2 separate regions of the Homo sapiens genome follow, and region 2 is linked to region 1. Evidence: read pairs that join two places in POLR2A ChIA-PET (ENCODE). Cell type or tissue: A673. All regions are shown on one strand. Links, peaks and the distances in the headings refer to the core of each region. The heading gives the core; the rest is flanking DNA. Region 1 overlaps DELEC1 (deleted in esophageal cancer 1). Region 2 holds the start of LOC105376232 (a long non-coding RNA gene).

Region 1 (4,397 bases), core at 87-4,086:
TGGAACTGGAGGGCAAACTGGAGAGGGGCTACTAAAAGGGTTACTAATGGGGAGGCTGTTTAATGTTCCAGGCGAGGTAGGAGGGATCCTAACCAAGGAAGGGTCCAAAGGAGAAGAGGAAACAAAAGTAAGTGAGTCATAAAGAAGGGATCCACAATTAATGGGGTAGGGGTTCTGAAAACAGCTTGGACAGTCATGGAAGAGGACCCTGAGGAGGTGTTAGAGTAGAGCCCTGAATAATGAACAAAATTTAGATAAACAGAAGGGAGTAGGGAGGGCAACATAAGGAAGTACAGCTTTTCAAGGTGAGAAGTCTAACTTGATTAAGTAAAAGTTTTCTGTAGCGGTACTACTGAAGATAAAGGCAGCAAGTTGAAAACTACATGTGTATGTACTATGCTCTTTCTTTTAGTCCTCTTAAGAATGCTATGAGTTCTTCTCTATTAACCCATTTTACAGATGAGGAAATGGAGACTTAGAAAAGATTGTATGCAAATGACCTACATAATTTGTGTGGCCTGGTGCAAAAAGAGCCTTCTTGTTAAAAAATTATTAAGACTTTCAAGGCAGTGACAGCAGAGTAGTAAGCCAAGCCACAAGGCCCTTCTGAGCACCAGGCCCTATACAACTGCCTAAGTCACATGCACATAAAGTCAGCCCTGGTTCTATGACTTGCCCAGCTCCATACAGCAAAAAAAAAAAAAAGAGTCAGAGCTAGAAGTAAAATTGCTCTTGCAGCAGATGAGGAGAAAGTAGGGTTGATGTGAAGGCTCCTGCAGCCTGGATCTCTGCATCATATGGAGTCAAGCCTCCATTATAGCATGAGTGTGAAATAAACTTTTGTTGTTTTAAGCCACTGAAATGTTGGGAGTGTGTATTACTGAAGCATCACCTCTCTCATGCTTACTCATATACTAAAGCACAGAAAAATCTCCTACAGCTGGGGAGGTAGGTCATGAGCCTCAACAGCCAAGACCTGTGTTCTTTCCTCAATATCTATGTCTTCCAATTGCAGGTCACAACCTGTTAGAGAGTCATGAAAACAATCTACTGGGTCACAGGCACATTTTTACACAGGAAATAATTTAATAAGTAAAATATCATAGAAACTGTGTGTGTTACTTATTGCAGTGGTATTTTTTATTAAACTTTTTCCACTACATGTGTGTGTTGAGAGTCACAATAAAAAAAAAAGGTACTTCTGACTATGGGTTATTGTCAAAAATGTTAAAAGCCACTGCTCAACATCATGCTTTTGACACAGGAAAGGAAAAAAAGTCTACACACATCACCCTGACAGCTTGGATACTCATAATACCTTTTGAAAACAGCTAAATGGGAGGACACTTGGGTCCTTATTGTCAATGTAATTAATGCTTTGGATTTTACAGTTTGCCAGATAGAAAGCATTCCAGATCTTAACCAATATGAAACTCAATCTTTGTAATATGCTCCTTTAACTCCATTAATCCTCTATCTCCTCTGCTCCAACTCTTACTCTGCCATAAAAGAATCATGAAGTCATCATTTCGGATACAGGGAACAAACCCTCATTGTCTCATGACAAATTCCGGGCACAGATGTGCCCACTGGAGCAACTACAAAAAAGCAGGCAAGAAGCCACTTTGTCACCAGCACTGGGCCTGGTGCCAGGCCTCTCCCTCTCTTTGAATCCTTGATGGGCTAAGCCCCTCAGAAGTGAGTCATCAAGGATTGCCAGTATCTGCCCAGGGAGGGAGACCCATTTACTTTGAAAAACTCTGCAGGAAATACTTGTGCTTTGCTCTGCCAGAAGCTGTCAAATTTGCTTCTCTCACCACAGCAACTGTGGTTCTGAACCCCACCCCCCGAACCCAACTTATGACAAAAAGAGCATATGAAAGAACTGAAAATAGCCTTTTTTTCAGTTGCTTGGTGAAAATTCCCAGATGTGAGCTGCAATGACTGTGTGGCACTCATATTTCAGTTTTGAGTGTGGATATTTTCTCTGAATGTCTCCTGCAAATTGAATCAAGAAGAACACTATTAATTATTTTAGCCAAGGTTATATTTTTGCTCCAACCTTCTATATGTCCTGATTTTGGGGATGTGGAGGTTTGAGGGGCATTGTCCATGATTATTCTCTGTGCAGTAATTGCCTTCCCCTGAAACAAGATGGTTGCATCAAGCTTGTTGAGTTTTTAACTCTAGAATGTCTATTTTCTTTTCTTTTTTCTTTTTTTTTTTTTTTAGAGATGGAGTCTTGCTCTGCACCCAGGCTGGAATGCAGTGGTGCGATCTCGGCTCACTGCAAGCTCTGCCTCCTGGGTTCACCTGCCATTCTCCTGCCTCAGCCTCCCAAGTGGCTGGGACTACAGGCGCCCGCCACCACGCCCGGCTAATTTTGGTATTTTTAGTAGAGACGGGGTTTCACCGTGTTAGCCAGGATGATCTCGATCTCCTGACCTCGTGATCCACCCACCTCGGTCTCCCAAAGTGCTGGGATTACAGGCGTGAGCCACTGTGCCCGTCCTAGAATGTCTATTTTCTATCGTATTTCCAGATCACCCTAATCTCTGGCAAAGGTGCCTCTTCCATAACCTCCTTCTAGTTTCCAGACTTGCACTCTTGTTTTCACCCACTTTTCTTGCTATCATTTCCAATAGCCAGAGCAATAGTCTTAAATGCAAATCTGACAGCCACTTTCTCTCTTGAAATCCTTCAGTAGTTTTAATGTCTCTCTCCAGACCACATCTCACCAACATTAGCAAAGCTCTGCAGGGAAGGGGACTGGGCTCCTGCTACTCTCAGGGCTCATCCCAGACTATTCTCCTCCTTGGCCTCTGAAATTCACACTAACACACTGTCCTTAAAAGTTTCTGGAATACATCAGTCTTGTACTTGACTTGGGACCTTCACATCTGCTGTTCTTGCTGAACACTATTCTTCTTAATGCTCCAAATTTTTAAAACCTAGTTAGCTTTCAATCTCAGCTATAGTATCACTTTAACAAGAGCTATCTTCTAGCTAAACCAAATCCTTTCAAATTCTCTCCCATCATCTTACTCTTTTCCATTACTGACTGTATTAGTCTGTTCTCACAGTGCTATGAAGAAATACTGGAGACTGGGTAATTTATAAAGAAAAGAGGTTTAATTGACTCACAGTTCCACATGTCTGGGGAGGTCTCAGGAAACTTACAATTATGGTGGAAGGCACTGCTTCACAGGCCAGCAGGAAAGAAAATGAGTGCAAGCAGGGGAAATGCCAGACACTTATGAAACCATCAGATCTTGTGACACTCACTCATTATCACAAGAACAGCATAAGGGAAACTGCCCCAAGATCCAATTGCTTCCAGCTGGCCTTGCCCTTGACATGTGGGGATTATTTCAATTCAAGGTGGGATTTGGGTGGGGACGCAGAGCCAAAAGATATCACTGACCATATCATAATATATAGAAGAGTATAATTTTAACATCTTTCTCCCTCACTAGACTTGGCTTCACAGAAACAAGGACATTGTTTCTTCATTATGTATATTCATATCTTAGCATGGTGCCTGGTACATAGTAGCTAGTAAATAAGTATTTGTTGAATAAATGCTAAAGGCCTTTTAAATGACCTCTCTGAGATCTAAGTGCTTGCAAAATATTTCTTTGACTGGGGAACTGCTATTTTCCTAAGGACAAATAAATGAATCTTCTTCCCTTTTCTTCTTTGGCTTCTGGTAACCAGAGCCGCATATGTATCTCGGATATATTAATCATGTTAGATACATAGGGTTCGAATATTTGTATTTTCTCTTCCCTTGGTCTTGATCTTTTACTTTTAGTGCAGTTCCTCAGGGGGAGTTTTTGCCATCTTTTTCCATGGTAAATAACATATGATACCACTATTGAATAGCATTACAATCTTTTGTAACAAAACTCAAGATGGCAAGTCACATTTAATTCTTTGAGGAAAGAGGTGAGAGCAAATATTATCTCCAAGGTGTCTGAAGACCTCACATATTTGAGATGCGAAAAGGGAATTGGGCAGCTATCTGAAGACCTGGCTGCCTGTATTAATGCTACTGGACTTGGGCAAACCAAGTCTCAAGCCTCAGACTCTTCATTTACGAATGAGAGGAACTCTGTTGTGCTTAACACACAAGGCTGTTGACATATTGTATGATCGCTTTTAGGTTGAAAAGCAAAACACATGCACACATACCTATGCACACACACCCACTTAAGAATATATGATTATGGGCTGGGTGTGGTGGCTCATACCTGTAATCCCAGCTACTCAGTGCTAAAGCACAAGAATCGCTTGAACCCAGGAGGCAAAGGTTGCAGGGAGCCGACATCATGCCACTGCACTCCAACCTGGGTGACAGAGAGGCTGTCTCAAAAAATATATATATATATATATAT
Region 2 (4,397 bases), core at 234-4,233, 200 kb before region 1:
CTTTCCTCATTGGTCCTAACAGATTAAAGCATACATATATCAGTGTGTCTGCCTGTGTCAGGCTGAGCCAATTCAACAATGATGCAACTCTATTACTCAGTGGAAAAATGACCAATTAGAGCAAAGAGTCTCCTAATCTTTTACATAAACATGTTGGAAATGGGAGTCCCTGGTTGGCAATTCGAAATGGGCAAGTAATGACATATTCCTGTAACAACCGTTATTCTTTATTTGGAAGTGGTGATGGAGAATGGAAGGTTTACGAAGTGGAGACATAACTGTTGTAGATTTGTTTTCTCTGTGTGAGTGTCAGGGAAACATGGCAGAAACTGTATTAAAGAGACCTGGGTTCAAGTCCTGGCTTGTCCACTGTGTCAGGAGGTGAATCCATTTCCCTCTCTCAGTCTTGGTTTCCCTGCATGACAGAAAATTGCACCAGGCAACCAACCTGTAAGCCCTTCCTGCATTTCCACTAAGCTTAACATCTTAAGATTCGTTTTTTTTTTTTTACATTCCTTGAGCTTGTGGGAAGAAATAAAATAGTTACATATGAGGTGGGATTGGGAGACTTAGTTTAAGAAGGAGCATTTAGTCTGGAAAGAAAATAATGAGAACATTTAGTTCAGTTCTCCATTAAAAGATAATTGTCAAATTTGAAGTAACCAAATGGAACAAAGAGATGATGGTTTTATTGAACTTTTCTGTTCTCATCAAAGTTATTATTCATAATTTCCTATATAAGCATAGAACATAGCAGGAAAGACTCTCAAACAAACCTCACAAATCCTGCCTCCTCCAATGACAAAAGCCAGCATTTATTTTGCCCTTGGTATGCGCAGGCACTATGCTAAGTGATTTTTAAATTTTATTTTATTTTTCCTCATCATAGCTGTAAGGAAGTAGAGGTTACTATTCTCATTTCCCTAATTTAGAGACAGGAAATCAGTTGCCCAAGGTCATGAAGTTGGGGATAGCATTGGAAAGCAAAGACAGCTCCTTCTGTTTTTCTTACAGAATAATTGTTCTATTCTGTTCTCCTTCTAGTGTCCTTCATTTACTCCTTCAGCAAATGTTTACCAAAGATTTGCAACATATTAAATGCTGGAGATTGGTTCTGTGCCAAGACAAGAAAGGTTCCTATCCTCAGAAAGCTTGTGTTCTAGCTGGGAAAAGGCATAAAATAAGCACAGTCGCACACAGGAATATGACAAAAATGCCAGCTAATAGTGAATAACATGCAGATGATAATCTTAGAGTAAATGTAAAACGGGAGTGGGTGACTGTTTTATATTGAGTGCTTTGAGAAGGCATCTATCTCTGAAGGTGTGACATTTAAGCTGAGGCCTTGGGAAAAAATGTCTGACCTCTTTGAGCTACAAGTCTCCCATCTGTAATATGGGAAACATTAAGATGTGCCCAGACAACAGGATTTTAGAAAAGAGCAAATGAGACTGTAAAAGTAAAGAACTTAGTGTCCACTAAAAATCTTGCAAGTGCAAAGATTTAACAAACAAGTGTTCCATTCCTCTATGATGATACTACACTTGATTCAGGATTTCTCAACACATGCTTGAGTCAGGGTCATAACAATAATGGCTTAAGTTTACTGAGCTCTTTTTTACTATATGCCAGGCAGTATTCTCAATATTTTGCATGTATTAAGTGATTTCATTTTCTCAACACCCCTATGAAGCAAATACTTCTGTGAGCCCCATGTTACAAATGGAGAAACCAAGGCTCATGGAGATTAAGTAAGCTGGTCAACTTTATGTAGATAATAAGTAGTGAACTCTGAATCCTGAGGCCATGTCCTCAACTATCAGACTTTGCTGTTTCACGTATAATTGTCTTTGAATCTGTATCTCCAAAACCCTCTCTTGTCCTAGCAGGAGTGTAAAAATGCTTACGAATCCCATATCACCCTCGCATTATTCAGTTTTGCACCAGACGTTGTGACCTCAGCCAGGAATATAACCTGTCTGGAGACCAATACACAGTGCTGCATTTTCTCCAAATGATTCAAGATCTTCCTAGCACTCAATGGGCCCTGAGAACATATTTGATGATAAGAAGCACAAGATAATAACAGCAAACTTTCCAAAGTAATGAGTTATTCAGCACCATAAGTATTCAAAGTTTCTAGGCCCAGTGGTTTTTCATCAGGGGTGCTGTATGATTGACATTTCATATCACCTAAAGTATCGGTTCAGGATCTCTGCAATGCTAAAAGACTACCTTCTCATAGAGGTATAAAATAAGGATCTCCCTTGCCTTTCTGTGCCCATAGATGAGGTAGGACGCTGTCTGTAAAATAACACTGTAGTGCTGCTCTTCCTCCTCTTCCCAAGGATACCATCCACATGTGTCTGTCACTTTCAAACTAGAAATTACCGCTCCTCTGATTTAAAGCAAAAAAGGGTTCAGTCAGAATGAATTTGTGATTTCTGGAAGGAGGTGGCTTATCAATGACAAATTCCAGAGCTATCACCTCCTGCATTGGGTGTTTCCCTACAGAAATAAACAAGGGACAAAAGATTGGCTCGGACAGTGAAAGGAGTAAGACTGAGGGCAAGGTCCGGATTGGAACCTAAAGAGAGAAGTTGGAAGATAAAGAAACAAATAACAGAGTATTTTCCATTTTTCCTGAGACCACCCTCAGACTTCTAAAAATATCTCCAAACCATAGGAAATGTTTTCTGATATAAATCATAATCCAGAAACAAAAAGTGGAGTCAGGGAAAATAAAAAGAAAACTCCTTATAGGCATTCCTGCTCATTCTCAAAGAAGGAGCCTTGTACTCACAGTCCAAGAGGAACAACAAAAAAAAAAAACTAGCACTGTTATATTTTCCACACATCTAGGAAAGTATCCAGTTTATAGACTCAGTGGTTCATAACCAGGTTTTTATTTTCTTTTATCTCTGTCAATTCACAAAAGTCAGTCTGTGTGAGGCCATCAAACTGAAAAATAAAGGGTTGAAAGTAAATTCTGAAAGCCAAAGGAAGAAAGAGGCTGATTCAGCAGCCTGGAGACTGGGCAGAAAGTCTCCTTTTCCCTGAAATAAGGGCCAGACCCAACGTGGTCCTTCTATGGCTGGCACCTAGAGGAGGCGTTGATGATTAGGCCTGCAGAGTCTCAGAGCAGGGTTCCAGTATTTAAAGTTCCAATTCTACACTAAGAATGGTATGCGACAGAAATGCAGGGTTCTGAGCTTCTGTTTTCTCCAATCAGTTGGAAGTTCTGCATGTAGATTATTTCCTGAGGGGCTGATTTATCAAGTCAGTGGCAGGACAACCTGATCAAAACTTATGGCTGACACCCTAAAGATAGCTTCACATGGTAGCAAAAATGAGCAAAACAGACTTGAGTTCTAATTCCTCCTCCACTTTGGCCCAGTTGTTTCCACTTTCTGAGCCACTTAACTCAACTGTAAATGTAGAATGGCAATCCAAACTTTATTCTTGTGGAGTTTGAATGAGGTAATGTAAATAACATTCAATGTCCAATATAGTGAATTTTCAATACATTTTGTTATTAGCATTGTTTTTATACAATATTATACAAAACTATACTTACTATTGAGAGAGATTTATCTTGCAAATAACTGCCCTATCCTCTTTTGCATTTTAAAATCTGAATATCAGAAAGTCTGTCTGAATGGATTAATTTAATTATAAAATATCATCAGCCAGGCACGGTGGCTCACGCCTGTAATCCCAGCACTTTGGGAGGTCGAGGCGGGAAGATCACGACGTCAAGAGATCGAGACCATCCTGGCTAACACCGTGAAACCTCGTCTCTACTAAAAATACAAAAAAAAAAAAAAAATTAGCCGGGTACAGTGGCAGGTGCCTGCAGTTCCAGCTACTCGGGAGGCTGAGGCAGGAGAATGGCGTGAACCTGGGAGGCGGAGCTTGCAGTGAGCGGAGATAGCACCACTGCACTCCAGCCTGGGCGACAGAGCGAGACTCCGTCTCAAAAAAAAAAAAAAAAAAATCATCAGTTGGTTGTTGCCAGGGGCAGATGTCTGCTTACAGCCCATTCAGATGTACATATTAGGTTGGTGCGAAAGAAATTGCAGTTTTTTGGCATTACTTTTACTGACAAAAGCTGCAGTTACTTTTGCACCAACCTATAGAATAGCCTACAGAAGCTTCCATGAATAAAAACTGTGGACCTGACAGTTTTGAATAGAGAAGGCCTTAGATTAACTTTGTGCCTCTCCTCGACTGAACCAACCACATGTATATAAAATATCTTAAGAGAAACCCCAGGCATGGCAGGACCCTCTACATACTTTGGAAGCTAATCAGCAACCCCAAATCAAGGGTAAAATAAATATTCCCATTGGAGTGGTCATGATGAGATCAGCTTTATGAAGTCATATCAAAGCCCA

The links. ChIA-PET counts read pairs that join two places held together with the same protein. Peaks named below come from ENCODE experiments on the same cell type or tissue, not always from the same donor. Only the 100,000 strongest peaks of a DNase experiment are listed, where the experiment ranks them.
Region 2: POLR2A ChIA-PET joins it to region 1 with 5 read pairs; 2 of 35 experiments call an interaction of 5 or more read pairs at or near these places.

The regions. Positions count from the first base shown.
Region 1 is chr9:115,161,997-115,166,393 of GRCh38, reverse strand. The region is part of intron 1 of DELEC1 (deleted in esophageal cancer 1); the gene reads right to left. The region is part of intron 1 of LOC124902257 (a long non-coding RNA gene); the gene reads right to left. Among named protein-coding and RNA genes, the nearest start is that of DELEC1, 22 kb to the right of the region's middle. In A673, for the core only: no CTCF peak of the experiment used is centred there; a DNase peak (open chromatin) is centred at 1,643; H3K27ac peaks cover 1,767 bases.
Region 2 is chr9:115,365,127-115,369,523 of GRCh38, reverse strand. All of the region lies in intron 4 of DELEC1 (deleted in esophageal cancer 1), which reads right to left. It overlaps LOC105376232 (a long non-coding RNA gene), which reads left to right and starts at 3,108. Exons shown (of 4, transcript XR_930265.3): 1 at 3,108-3,480. In A673, for the core only: no CTCF peak of the experiment used is centred there; no DNase peak of the experiment used is centred there; H3K27ac peaks cover 1,462 bases.